3 separate regions of the Homo sapiens genome follow, and regions 2 and 3 are each linked to region 1. Evidence: chromatin contacts called from ENCODE Hi-C data. All regions are on one chromosome and are shown on one strand. Each heading gives the region's core, a stretch centred on a gene start or an enhancer-like site at or near the end of the contact. The rest is flanking DNA. Distances are from core to core; before and after follow the strand shown.

Region 1 (4,363 bases), core at 843-3,342:
TGCAGCCTGGGCGACAGAGCAAGACTCCGTCTCAAAAAAACAAACAAACAAAAAAAAACCCACATAAAATAAAGCGATTCTAAGGAGATTTCCTACCGAATGAAAGAAACTGTGTAATATTCTCTTCACTTAAGATTACATTTCTGCTGTATTCGAAAAAAACAAAGTAACGCCGAATGGGCAGTCCTGATTTTCCAAACCAAGTATCCAAGTATCACAATCAACAAAATCATTTGCTTCCTTTCCTACCTGACCCTTAACACACCACTGCGTGTCCTATCCCAGGAGAATTTCAGTCCCTAAGTAAACACACTAAGTACTCTGTAGCTAAAACTGGAGCATGGAAGTCTTGTAGTACAATCAACTTGATGGATGACTGCTTTCCTAATACTGTAGGGAAGTTTACATGATGAACCAGTGAAGAAATGTGGAGGTAGGCTAAAGAGGGTATGGCCAGTAGGGGTCCTGAAAGGGAAGCTCCTAATTTGCAAAAAGGAAGAGAAAAGGCAGTAGAATCATAGGAAATTCCTTGTACCCTAATTGCCACTGCTTTTTGGTTGTTTTTTTTTTTACAACAACCTAATTTATTAAACAATCTTTAAAACATCAAGAAGTAGATCTGTATAACTCCTTTAAGAAATGAGAACAGGAGAGAGTTTAGAAAGTCATTTGCTTCCACTTGCTTCCCGTTCAGTCTCTGCTACAGCAAAACACAAGTTTGAAAGATTCAAGAAGTAGGAAAAGATAGAATGTAACAGAAGAATGCCAGAAGTCATTAGTGGTCTATTAAGTACCAGAATATAACTGGAATTCTCTAAACTGTGGAGAAGATACATATTTTGTTAAATATCAAAGAATCTGTCTGTAAACCACCCCTCAAGCAAAAATATATGTTTAATCAAGCTTATACAGTGCAATAACCACACATATCTGGAATTTCAAATGCTTTCTTTAAAAATATTCACCCACCATACATTCTCATTCCATCCAAAATTGTTCTTTAAATTCCTGAAGACACAGACACACACACACTTTAACTTCATGTAAATCTCGCCCTTCTTGTTCGCATACCCTGAAGAAAAGAATAAACACCTCAAGATGCTCTCTCCTCTTGTTCATACCCTAAAAGAACACTCGGAAAGAAGCAAATGGAGTTCAGAATGAAGAAAGAAGGCAACAGAATAAAGGAGAACAAAACCAGAGACCCTATCGGGGAGTCACGTTATTCTTGGAAAATATCATCTCCGTTCCTTCTCCAAGCCCAAAGGCCAGACAGCACTGGCGCAATACCATCCCTGTCCAAAGCGCTAACGAGTTGCCAACTAATCCCTCAAGGTGTCCCCCAACCTCCTCACCTCATCAGCGCTCAGCTCCTCCATCGCTTTCCTCTTAATGGTGAAAGGCGTTAAGGAGAGATCCTTCTGTTCTCGAGACCACGGCGGGAGGAAGGAGAGTGGAAGGTGTCTATCAGGCTGTCTGGTCCCCCGAATGGGGGAGGTTTCAGAATTGCATAGTCAGAGGTTAAAAAATAAGAACACGAGAGGCACTAAACTGCCTTGGCTTCGGTCACTCCAGTCGCCCCACAGACTACTACAGCCGCTTGTTCCCTGAGCAGCCTCCTTTGGCCGCCACTGCTGCTGCTACAGGGTTGTCTTAAGGCGCCACTTATTACCCTCTGCTTCCCAGGTTACCCAGCTAGGCAGCGCGGTCTCCAGTTCGTCTCGTGCCCCGAGCCTGCTGTTTCTTCGTGATAGTGGCGCGGTAGCTGCGTTCCTACAGCAGATCCTGCTCTCCTTCCTACCCTTTGCTCCTGGCGGGAACTGGTCGACTGCAGAGTGGATACCCCGAGGTAAGGCGACCCCACAGCCGTCCTGGCAGAGCCCAGCACTGTAAGGGAAGCCCCTCCCCTCCCAAAGCAGGCCGGCCACGCCCCGCCTCCACGCCGGAGCCCGGGTAGGGGGGAGGGGGAGGATGGGATGCGCGTAGCTCTCGCTGGAAGAGTAAATCCTCCTACCCCTCCACCCCTACTCTTTCCCCCTCGCCCCACCAAGTATTATTCATCAAAACAACAGGGCGGCCATCTTTGAAAGGGATCACGTGACCCCCGTCAGGGAGGCGGGGCTTCTGGCGCCGGGACGTGGCAGCCAATAGGCCGCGGGCGCCGCGCCGCCGAGTTCCTCTCGCCTGCGTCCTCTCCCCGCCTCCGTCCCACCCCGTCCCGCGCAGCCGCGCCGGACGTGGGGAGGGGCAAAGGGAGGCTGGCGGCTGGGCGGGGCGTTGCCACGGCGACCGCGCTGGGGCTGCGGGCGCGGCGGGCCTGAGCCAGGTAGGCTGGCAAGGGGAGGGACGACTCCCAGACTCGCGTCGGGGAAGATCCACCAGAAGGTGGCGCTGGCCCGCGGCCCGGGGGCCCGCCGCGCCTCCGTTGTTCCCAATCGCCTGCTTTTCTGTGACTTGGGGGCCTAGAAACACCTCATCGCTCCCACTGGACTGTGCGCGCCCGCCGCCTAAGCGAGGGAAAAGAAAACGGAAAACGTCTCCTTGACCCCGGGAGCGTGATCTACCGTATTGAGCGCTCATTTTCTGAAACATCTGCCACACACTCTTCCACCTCCTCCAGGAAAGCCCAGTTGGAAGAAAACTCGAACACAAGAACTCCCATTCATTTTATTTTACCTTGGCCTTTTAGAGATACTTCCTGGGTTTTTTTTTTTTTAAGTGTGTTCAAAAAGTATTGGTAAAATTTGAAAGTATAAATGGATGAGAGACCCAAATCACTGAATTGTACACAGCAAATGCAAGGAAGACGTTTGGAGTCAGTGGGGGAAAACCATCCTCCGGTGCACAAGAATACAAATATTTGGCCGGGCGCGGTGGCTCACGCCTGTAATCCCAGCACTTTGGGAGGCCGAGGCGGGCGGATCACGAGGTCAGGAGATCGAGACCATCCTGGCTAACACGGTGAAACCCCGTCTCTACTAAAAAATACAAAAAATCAGCCAGATGTGGCGGCGGGCGCCTGTAGTCCCGGCTACTCGGGAGGCTGAGGCAGGAGAATGGCGTGAACCCGGGAGGCGGAGCTTGCAGTGAGCCGAGATCGCGCCACTGCACTCCAGCCTGGGCGACAGAGCGCGACTCCATCTCAAAAAATATATATATATGTATGTATATATATATTTATAAAATATAAATCTAAGTTGAGCGATCAAAGTAACAGTACCATGAAATTCCAGATTTTGCCGCTGACGAAGACTATAAGTGGATTGGATGGCTCACTAAGCCATAAAGACTGCATTCCAGAATTAAGAGTTACAATGTATTTGCTACATGCTTAAAATAGGAACCTGACTACTAGATATGTAAGGAATTTGTGAGTAAAAATATGTAAGGAATTTGTGAGTAAAAATAAATCACTGCTGGCTTTGCATATTATCTGCTCTCCAGGAAAGGAATTCTGTGTAAGCCAGAACTTGAACCCCTGGTGACATTGATGTTAAAAGTTTACTTTTTTTAACCTCATTATTGCCATCTAATTTACATACCATACAATTCACCCAATTAAGGTGTACAGTGGTTTTATTATGTTCACAGTTCAGTCATCCTCACTGTCCAATTTCAGAACATTTTCATCATCCCAAAAAGAAACCCTCAAAGCCATTAACAGTCACTCCCGGGCTGGGCGCAGTGGCTCACGCCTGTAATCCCAGCCCTTTGGGAGGCCAAGGCGGGTGGATCAAGAGGTCCGGAGTTTAAGACCAGCCTGGCCAAGATGGTGAAATACAAAATACAAAAATTAGAAGGGCGTGGTGGCGGGCACCTGTAATCCCAGCTACTTGGGAGTCTGAGGCAAAGAATTGCTTGAACCCGGGAGGCAGAAGTTGCAAGGAGCCGAGATCGTGCCACTGCACTCCAGCCTGGGCAACAGAGCGAGACTCCGTCACAAAAAAAAAAGACTCCTGCAGGATAACTACCTTCTGTCTTGGTGAATTTGCCTATTCTGGACATTTCACATCAGTGGAGCAATACACCGTGTGGCCTTTGGGGTTTGGCTTCCTTCACTTAGCATATGTTTTCAAGGTTCACGCATATTGTAGCATATATCTGTACTTCATTTCTTTAATGCCAAATGTATCACTGTATTGCTGTAGCGCATTTTGTTTATCAATTCATAGTGATATTTGGGTTGTTTCCACCTTTTGACAATTATGAGTAATGCTGCTATAAACATTCATGTACAAGTGTTTGTTTGGACATATGTTTTTATTTTTATTCCTTTTAGGCATATACCTAGGAGAGGAATTGCAGGATTACATGTTTGACTTTTTGAGAAACTGTCAAACTGTTTTCCAAAGCAGCTGCACTG
Region 2 (4,363 bases), core at 1,211-3,710, 1.8 Mb before region 1:
GAATTTCTTTCAAAATAACATGGGAAGGGCGGCCAGGTATGGTAGATCATGACTGTAATCCCAGAACTTTGGGAGGCTGACATGGGAGGATCGCTGGTGTCAAGGAGTTCGAGAACAGCCTGGGCAACATAGGGAGACTGTCTTTACTTTAAAACACACACACACACACACACACACACACACACACACACACACAAACACACACACACATACAATAAAAAATAATAATATGAGAAAGGAGAAGTGGATAACGAAAGCACAGACAAAAGAAGACTGGGCTTGAGCTAAATCACTGTGGAAGCTGTGTGATGAGGACAAGGGGTTTCAACAGATTATTCTGTTTTTGCATATAGTTGAAATCCTTCATAATAAAAGTTAAACAAAAAAGTGCTACAAATCCTAACGCTGACACTAAATTCTACAGCATGAAGAATTTATGGAAGAGTGAGACTCTGTCAAAAAAAAGAAAAGGTTGTGGAAAATTACCTAATGATACAAAAAGTATAATAAAGGGGGTGAGTGGGACAGGTTAAAATAGATGATTTAGTGGAATCTCATTTTTGTTACTTAAAAAAAGCATGTATCATGTATATAAAAGCATGGGTAAGGATGTAGAAAGATACTTAGTAAGGTGTTAACAGTCATCTTTTAATGAATGGAGTTATAGGCTTTTCTCTACCTTCTTTATTACGTTTAAGAATTTAATGATAAAAAGTCACGCATGTTGTTTCACCCCAGCAGTGTTGGCTTTACTAAAAACACATACTCTAAGAATCCCATACATGAAAGGTGGAACTTAATCAAGAACATGTCAGAGAGAAGCTGCTTGAGCAAGAAAATATCTGAAAAGCAAGCTCTCCTAGAAGAGAAGCAAGGCCTCCTTAACAGTTTATAAGCACACACCTGTTAGGGGCACATACTGCCTGCCAGTGCCTTTCACTCTAAGTCTCTCTGTAAGCTGTAAAAGCAAACAGTTTAATGGCAAATACATACTCTATCCAGGTTAAGGTGCCACAGATTTATAAACGTGTAAAAACACCAGACCTTGTTTTGGGGTTAAGGTGAGAAAAGGGCTTGCTAAACAGTCTCTTTCCTAGAAGGAAGTTCTCTTACCCACTCACTCCCTGGGACAGAAGGTCAAAGAGCATCTCTGGTTGGAATCATAATGCTTCGGCCTGAAGTGACCAGGCCACTCACTACTTTAGTTGCCCAAGCAGTATCAAAGGAGCTCACCTCATAGTCTTTCCTTGGAAGAATCTCATCCTCCTCCTCCTGTGTTTCTCCAAGGATGGTCTAGAAAAACAGATCCGCAGAGGGAGCCTTTTTTAGTGGTTAGGAGTGGAAGGAGGCAGAAGTATTTACTGAAATCAGTGGCTAGCTTCTAAATCATCTGGAGCCATTATCAAATAGGAACCAGCCCTCAAAAAAAACCTTTCAGGGGTGAGGGACCATGTGGGTGAGGATCTACAGCCATCAGCTGAGCTCTTCATTTCCACTGATAGTCTCCAAATAACCACCCTCCTCTTCAGGACACCTCAAAGATGTCCAACGCCAGCTGAAAAGGGGGGTAAAAATGCAGGTTCCATTTGACAGTGTGACGTATCTGAAATCAGAAAGGACTTGTCAACTCTGGGAACACAACTCAAGTTTTCCCAGGATGCTTTGCAGGGGGAAGCTGGACTGTCAGTGACCCAGAAAGGGTGAGGGATAGAGTGAGAAAGGACTGGAGAAGCTAAAACAGCAGCATGATAAGCACAAAGTCCTGTGAGGAAGCTCATTCTGAAAACGCTTGTTTCATTCCAAACTCTTTTCAGATGGAAATAAAAGGAAACATGGGTGGGATTTACTGGAGCTGGCCTGGATTCTCCCTCAGATTCCAGGAGGGGTTATGAGAAAAGACCCCAGACTTAGGCACGTGAAGCAGGGTAGACGCTTCGAGAGCCCTGGCTGCGGTCCCCAGGCCCCACCCGCTGCCACCTGCGGGCCCAGATTGGCCCGGCCCCACCCCCGGCAACGCCTCTCTCAGTCCCTTAGCAACCGCCCCCTCCCCAGGCCGACTCCGCCGGCTTCTTACCAGCTCCTCGGGGGTGCGGGTCTCACGCTCACCGCAGCAGCAGCACCACCTGCAGCAGCAGCACAGAGACCCCCTGCACCCCGCCATCTTCCTCCTTTACTGCCACTCTGGACCCCTCTACCAACCCCCTCCCAGCCAGGATCTGCGCCTCACGTGACTGGCCCCGGGACGGTCACGTGGCCCTCTCGAGCTCTGGGACTGAGACCAGGAGTGGCTGCAGACGGGTGGGGCGAGGACTCGCGTCACATGACGATAAAGGCACGGCCTCCAACGAGACCTGTGGGCACGGCCATGTTGGGGGCGGGGCTTCCGGTCACCCGCGCCGGTGGTTTCCGCCCTGTAGGCCCGCCTCTCCAGCAACCTGACACCTGCGCCGCGCCCCTTCACTGCGTTCCCCGCCCCTGCAGCGGCCACAGTGGTGCGGCCGGCGGCCGAGCGTTCTGAGTCACCCGGGACTGGAGGGTGAGTGACGGCGAGGCCGGGGTCGCCGGGAGGGAGATCCTGGAGCCGGCAAACAACCTCCCGGGGGCAAGGACGTGCTTGTGGGCGGGGAGCGCTGGAGGCCGGCCTGCCTCTCTTCTTGGGGGGGGCTGCCGCCTCCCTTGCGCACCCTTCGCGGGATTAGTGTAACTCCCAATGGCTACCACTTCCAGCGACCGCCAACCCTCAAGCGAAGACTGACTTTGGCTCCCTGCCTGGACGGAGGGGCCCCTGAGCCAGGGGTGACGATCCCGCCCCTCTGACCGGCCCAGGCCCGTGTCCTCGCCCCCATCGGTGACTCAGTGACCTGGTGACTGGATTCTCGGCCACCTGGGCGCCGAGACGGCTTCCGGCTCCTGCCTTTTAAACCTGCCTCCCCGGCGATCACCTGGAGAAGAGCGCTGGGCCCGGGGCACTGCGGTCCCTGGCGCCCACTGCGTCCCGCTGCGCACGGGGGTCCGCCGGGACCTTTCTGGGAGTCGTAGGCTTAGTATCCCAGTGCTTGGCGCAGACTAGTTGTTCAGTAAGTGGCAGAGGCTTATTTTGAGAGAGTGGCAGCACCTGGCCCTTTGGCGCTCAGTGAATGTTGGCTATCACCGTGTGCCAAACTCTGGGGATACCCCAGGCAGGACACCGGTCCTGTCTCAGGGAACTGGGGAAAGAGAAAGGAGACAGGCCTTTTCACCCACAGTTACAACCCAGGGTGCTATGGGAGTCCAGCTGATAACGGATAAATCGTGGGAGTTGGCTTACAAATATGGCACATGCGTGGCATATACTAGGAATGCAATAAGTCTTTGAAAATCAGAGGGTTTACAGGTGGTTCAGCTTCCTCCTACTCTAGGTTCTGTTCCAGCAAGCAATTAACGAGGTGCGCCCTTAAACGCTGGAGGAAAGCCAACTGGCTGCTCTTGCTGTTACTCCTCCCCCCCGCCCCCGTTCCTCACTCCCCACAGCCATCCCCACTGAGAATCTGGAGTTTGAGGTCAGAATGAAAGAGAGCAGCCCTAGAGGGAGAAAGCTTTGGCCCAGGGTTCTTAGTCTGGAATCAACTCCTTGTCTTTGGATGTATCCCCGTGTAGTCTGTGCACCTGTGTGTGTATTTCAGGGGAAGGGAGCAGTGCATTTAATCAGATTGTCAAAAGAGTCTAAGACCCCAAATGGTTAGGTACACAGGGTTAGTGGTGGACAGTCTGAAAGAAATGAACCTCACCTGGGCTTTCCTCTGTTGTGCCATGTCACCACACACCCATTCACTACTGTGTGTTTGCCCATTGCTGTGCAAGTGTTTTGTTTGTTTTTAAGTGTTTGTCTTATTTTCTTAACCAGACTGCCAGATGACCCTATGCCCTCTGTTGGCCTGTCTGTGCCCTGGTGGCTCTGATTACTTGTTTCTGTTTTTTGTTTTTGTTTTTTTTTTTGAGATGGAGTTTTGCTTTTGTCGCCCAGGCTGGAGTGCTATGGCACAATCTTGGTTCACTGCAACCTCTGCCTTCCGGGTTCAAGCGATTCTCCTGCCTCAGCCTCCAGAGTAGCTGGGATTACAGGCGCCCGCCACCAAACCTGGCTAATTTTTATATTTTTAGTAGAGTCGGGATTTCACCATGTTGGCCAGGCTGGTCTCAAACTCCTGGCCTCAGGTGATCCACCCACCTCGGCCTCCCAAAGTGCTGGGATTACAGGTGTGTTTTTTGTTTTTTTAAGAGATGGAGTCTCGCTATGTTGCCCAGGCTGGCCTTGAACTCCTGGGCTCAGGCAATCCTTCTGCCTCAGCCTTCCCAGTAGCTGGGTCACTGTGATGATTTGAAT
Region 3 (4,363 bases), core at 930-3,429, 1.2 Mb before region 1:
CAGTTTAGACCTTCTGAAAACTCATTTCTTCTACCTTCACTTGTTTTTATTACATAAGTAATTGATAATGTATAAAGAAAAAAAGTGTGTCTTTCCCAAATTACATCTTAGTTGTGCACATTTCCCCCATGTAAACAGAGACATATAAGAAATGCATAAATATTTTTGTAAATGGTTGTATTATACTTACATTGTTGCACAACTTGTAATTTTTAAACTAGTTGTGAACCTTTTCCTTCTTAGCAAATATTCATCTAATTACCACTATTTATTGTTATTATTATTATTTGAGACAGGATCTTTCTCTGCTGCCCAGGCTGCAGTGCAGTGGAGATCACAGATGACTGCAACCTTGAAGTCATAGACTCAAGTGATTCTCGTGCCTCAGCCTTCCAAGTAGCTGGGACTACAGGCATGTGCTACCACACACAGCTAATTTTTAAATTTCTTTTGTAGAGACAAGGGTCTCACTATGTTGCTCAGGCTGGTCTGGAACTCCTGGCCTCAAGCAATCCTGCCTCGGCCTCCCAAAGTGCTGGGATTCCAGGGATGAGCCACCATGCTAGGCTCTAAATTATAATTATTAATGGCTATGTATTTTTCTTATTATGAATGCATCTTTTTTTTTTTTTTTTTTTTTTTTTGAGATGGAGTCTCGCACTGTCACCCCAGCTGGAGCGCAGTGGCGCGATCTCGGCTCACTGCAACCTCCGCCTGCTGGCTTCAAGGGATTTTCCTATCTCAGCCTCCTGAGTAGCTGGCATTACAGGCACCTGCCACCACGCCTACCTTTTTTTTTTTTTTTTTGTATTTTTAGTAAAGACGGGGTTTCACTATGTTGGTCAAGCTGGTCTCAAACTCCTGACCTCATGATCCGCCCGCCTCGGCCTCCCAAAGTGCTGGGATTACAGGTGTGAGCCACCGCGCCCAAACGAATGCATCATATTTTATTGGACTCCTACTTTGAAATATTTAGGAATTTTCAGTGTTTACTATGACAAATAGCACTGTGATTAAAAAAAAATGTAGTCAAATCCACTTTTGCTGTTGATTTTTTTTTTTTTAATCTGTAGAGACATCGTCTCGCTATGTTGCCCAGGCTGGTCTGGAACTCCTGGCCTCAAGCGATCCTCCTGCTTTGGCCTCCCAAAGTGCGTGGGCCACCGTGACCAGCAGTTATTTATTTTCTTTGGTTGTGTGTGTGTGTGTGTGTGTGTGTGTGTGTGTGTGTGTGTATGTATGTATTGAGACGGAGCTTGCTCTGTTGCCCAGGCTAGAGTGCAGTGGCACGATCTCGGTGCATGCAACCTTCACCTCCCGGGTTCAGGCGATACTCGTGCCTCAGCCTCCCGAGTATCTGGGATTACAGGCGTGAGCCACCATGCCCAGCTAATTTTTGTATTTTCAGTAGAGACGGGGGGTGCGGGTGGGGGAATTTCACCATGTTGACCAGGCTGGTCTCGACTCCTGACCTACGGTGATCCGCCTGCCTCGGTCTCCCAAAGTGCTGGAATTATGGGCGTGAGCCACCGCGCCGGGCCAGCTATTGATTTTTTGAAAGGATTTTTAAAAAATAATGTTGCTTTGAAAATTTTTATTTATGACTAGCTCTTTTGGTTAAAACTTGGCTATGGTTTCTCTGGAGTGATCCTGAGTTGGATAATTTTGGGAAAGTTAGAGAATCTAATTAAAAACATTTTCAAATGCTTATTAATTGTAACAAAAGAGATATCACAGGATCCATAAAGAGCGCTAGCCCGAAACGTCTTTTGATGCAGTAATTCCTGGGCACCGGCATCGCTCACATTCTCCTCTCAGAATTACACCGGGAGGGGTCGCGAACCTCTGCTAGCCGCTCTCGCTGCGATCCGGAGATACCCAGACACCGGACTCCTTGAGTTCACAGCCCGGATGCAGAAGGGAATCCTAGCAGCGCCGTACCGGATGTGTGAGTGGAAGTGACTGAGGTGAACTCACGACCGATTGGTTCTCCCGAGTGGACCCAAGCCTGTTTTCACCTGCCACTGGCCGCGTGGTTTGTCTATTTGAACAGTCCCCGCCCCCTGGAGAAGCCGGGTCCTGAAGCTTCTCTTCTTCATTACTATTGGCCTGTTTTTCAGTCCATCTTCTCCCTATACCTGTCGATTGGTCCTCAGGGCTGGGAACCCTCCTTCCCTCGCTCCCGGCTTAGAGGACAGCGGGGAAGGCGGGCGGTGGGGCAGGGGGCCTGAAGCGGCGGTACCGGTGCTGGCGGCGGCAGCTGAGGCCTTGGCCGAAGCCGCGCGGTGAGTCTAGGGCCTGGCACGACCCCTCTAGGGCGGCGTAATGTCCAGACCCACGGCCAGCCTGCCCGTGGGGGGGCCAGGGGAAGCCGCCCGTCTGGGACGTGGGGTCCCCACATTGCCGGCCCCACGACCTGGGCACCGTCTGAGGCCTTGACTCCCACCCCTCGAGGCAACGCCCACCTCCCCGGGACCCCCAAGAGACCCCTGGACCCTTCGGCCCGCGGTACGTCCGCCCGAAGGCCGGCCCATCAGCTCTGGTATTGCCCTTTGGGTCTTTTGCCTGTCACAGCCACCCTTTCTTTTGAGCCACGTATAAAAATTGTGTATCTCTGCCCCAGGGAACACTAGCGTCCGTGTCAGCCCCTTGTCCTCCACTGTGGACACCTCTCAGAGATCCAGTCCCCGAAACTGAGCTTGGTTACATCGTTGGGGTACATCTTCTCTCCCTCTCCCCCAGCCCCATCCCTGTTTCCCCCATCCAATCTTAACTTCCTTAAGCCCTATCAACACCATTAGGATATTTGACTTCAGATATCCTAAGTTTAATTGAATTCAGTCTGGAGCAGATGGCCTGTGGGCCTCAGATCATATAAAGATACACTGGTTCTTTCCTGAGAATAGAAATCCCTTGCCAGCCACCTTCCCCCCTTTCGGACGCACACACATACACACAAACTGGAGTAGTTTTCTTAGCAGGGATTCTTAAGTTTCTTCTCCCCTAAAGGATGACATTTCTTTCTGCAGTCTTCTTCTTGGCAGTGGAGTATTTGAAAGCTTTACAAAACCAATTATTCCCAGGTTTTTCCTCTGTGCCTTACAAATTCTTTCAAAAATAAGAATTTTGAGAAATTGGTTTTGTAGCATAAGCTGAACATACTTGGGATAGGTGTATGTTACACCCATGGCAGTGTGGGCATAATTGAGGAATGAGGGAATGAGCTCAGGAACTAATTGGTGTTTTTTGTTTTGTTTTGAGACGGAGTTTCGCTCTGTCGCCCAGGCTGGAGTGCAGTGGCTCGATCTCTGCTCACTGCAAGCTCCGCCTCCCGGGTTCCCGCCATTCTCCTGCCTCAGCCTCCCGAGTAGCTGGGACTACAGGCGCCCGCCACCATACGGCTAATTTTTTTTTTTTTTTGTATTTTTAGTAGAGGCGGGATTTCACCGTGTTGGCCAGGATGGTCTCGATTTCCTGACCTCGTGATCCGCCCGCCTCGGCCTCCCAAACCCGGCCAGGAACTAATTACTTTCTTTTAGCTTACATTTGAAGAGCTAGTCCCCTGTAGAACTGCGTTGTTCAGTACAAGAACCACCAGCCACATGTGGCTGTGGAGCACTTGAAATGTGACTAGTCCAGGCCGGGCATGGTGGCTCACACCTGTAATCCCAGCACTTTGGGAGGCCAAGGCGGGCAGATCACCTGAGGTCAGGAATTTGAGACCAGCCTGGCCAACATAATAAAACCCCATCTCTACTAAAAACACACAAAAATTAGCCAGGCGTGGTGCTGCACATCTGTAGTCCCAGCTACTCGGGAAGCTGAGGCAGGAGAATCATTTGAACCCGGGAGGTGGATGTTGCAGTGAGCCGAGATCATGCCACTGCACTCCAGCCTGGGTGACAGAGCGAGACTCTGTCTCAAAAAAAAAAAAAAAAATGACTAGTCCAAATTGACATTGTTGTAAGTGTAAAATGCACATTAGATTTTGAAGACTCGCTAAAAAAAAAGAATGGACACTATATCAATTTTTTAAATATTGATAACATGTTGAAATGATATTTTGGATATATTGGTTTAGGTAATTAATTTCACCTGTTTCTTTTTACCTTTTAAAATATGGCTACAAGCAGCCTTAAAATTACATTTGTGGATCATTGTATTTCCTCTTTTTTTTTTTTTTAATTGAGATGGAGTTTTGCTCTTGTTGCCCAGGCTGTAGTGCAATGGCCCAATCTCAGCTCACTGCAACCTCTGCCTCCTGGGTTCAAGTGATTCTCCTGCCTCAACCTCCCAAGTAGCTGGGGTTACAGGCACGCACTGCCACGCCTGGCTAATTTTGTATTTTTAGTAGAGACGGGGT

Evidence for each region. Hi-C counts contacts between places; a loop is a spot of excess contacts on that map. Pooled maps may share reads with other maps.
Region 2: a loop to region 1 is called in a map of CD4-positive, alpha-beta T cell, with 9 times the contacts of the local background. The contact joins the promoter of MTHFR here to the promoter of UBE4B in region 1. A Hi-C loop is called at or near these places in 1 of 168 maps with a recorded cell type or tissue (CD4-positive, alpha-beta T cell), 1 of 37 single-sample maps with no recorded cell type and 7 of 50 pooled maps.
Region 3: a map of CD8-positive, alpha-beta T cell shows a loop between it and region 1 (15-fold over the local background). The contact joins the promoter of MTOR here to the promoter of UBE4B in region 1. A Hi-C loop is called at or near these places in 2 of 168 maps with a recorded cell type or tissue (CD8-positive, alpha-beta T cell and naive thymus-derived CD4-positive, alpha-beta T cell), 1 of 37 single-sample maps with no recorded cell type and 7 of 50 pooled maps.

The regions. Positions count from the first base shown.
Region 1 is chr1:10,030,687-10,035,049 of GRCh38, reverse strand. UBE4B (ubiquitination factor E4B) reads right to left here and starts at 2,092. Exons shown (of 28, transcript NM_001105562.3): 1 at 1,356-2,092. The coding sequence starts at 1,379. RefSeq lists enhancers at 1,225-1,274, 1,666-2,320 and silencers at 1,835-2,054, 2,085-2,474.
Region 2 is chr1:11,804,061-11,808,423 of GRCh38, reverse strand. It overlaps MTHFR (methylenetetrahydrofolate reductase), which reads left to right and starts at 2,460. Exons shown (of 12, transcript NM_005957.5): 1 at 2,460-2,536. It overlaps CLCN6 (chloride voltage-gated channel 6), which reads right to left and starts at 2,233. Exons shown (of 23, transcript NM_001286.5): 1 at 2,075-2,233; 2 at 1,234-1,293. The coding sequence starts at 2,161. RefSeq lists enhancers at 1,686-1,755, 2,206-2,285, 2,296-2,405, 1,603-2,588, 3,885-4,363 and silencers at 1,936-1,985, 2,656-2,705, 2,726-2,775.
Region 3 is chr1:11,260,367-11,264,729 of GRCh38, reverse strand. MTOR (mechanistic target of rapamycin kinase) reads left to right here and starts at 2,179. Exons shown (of 58, transcript NM_004958.4): 1 at 2,179-2,285. RefSeq lists an enhancer at 1,832-1,991 and a silencer at 2,412-2,461.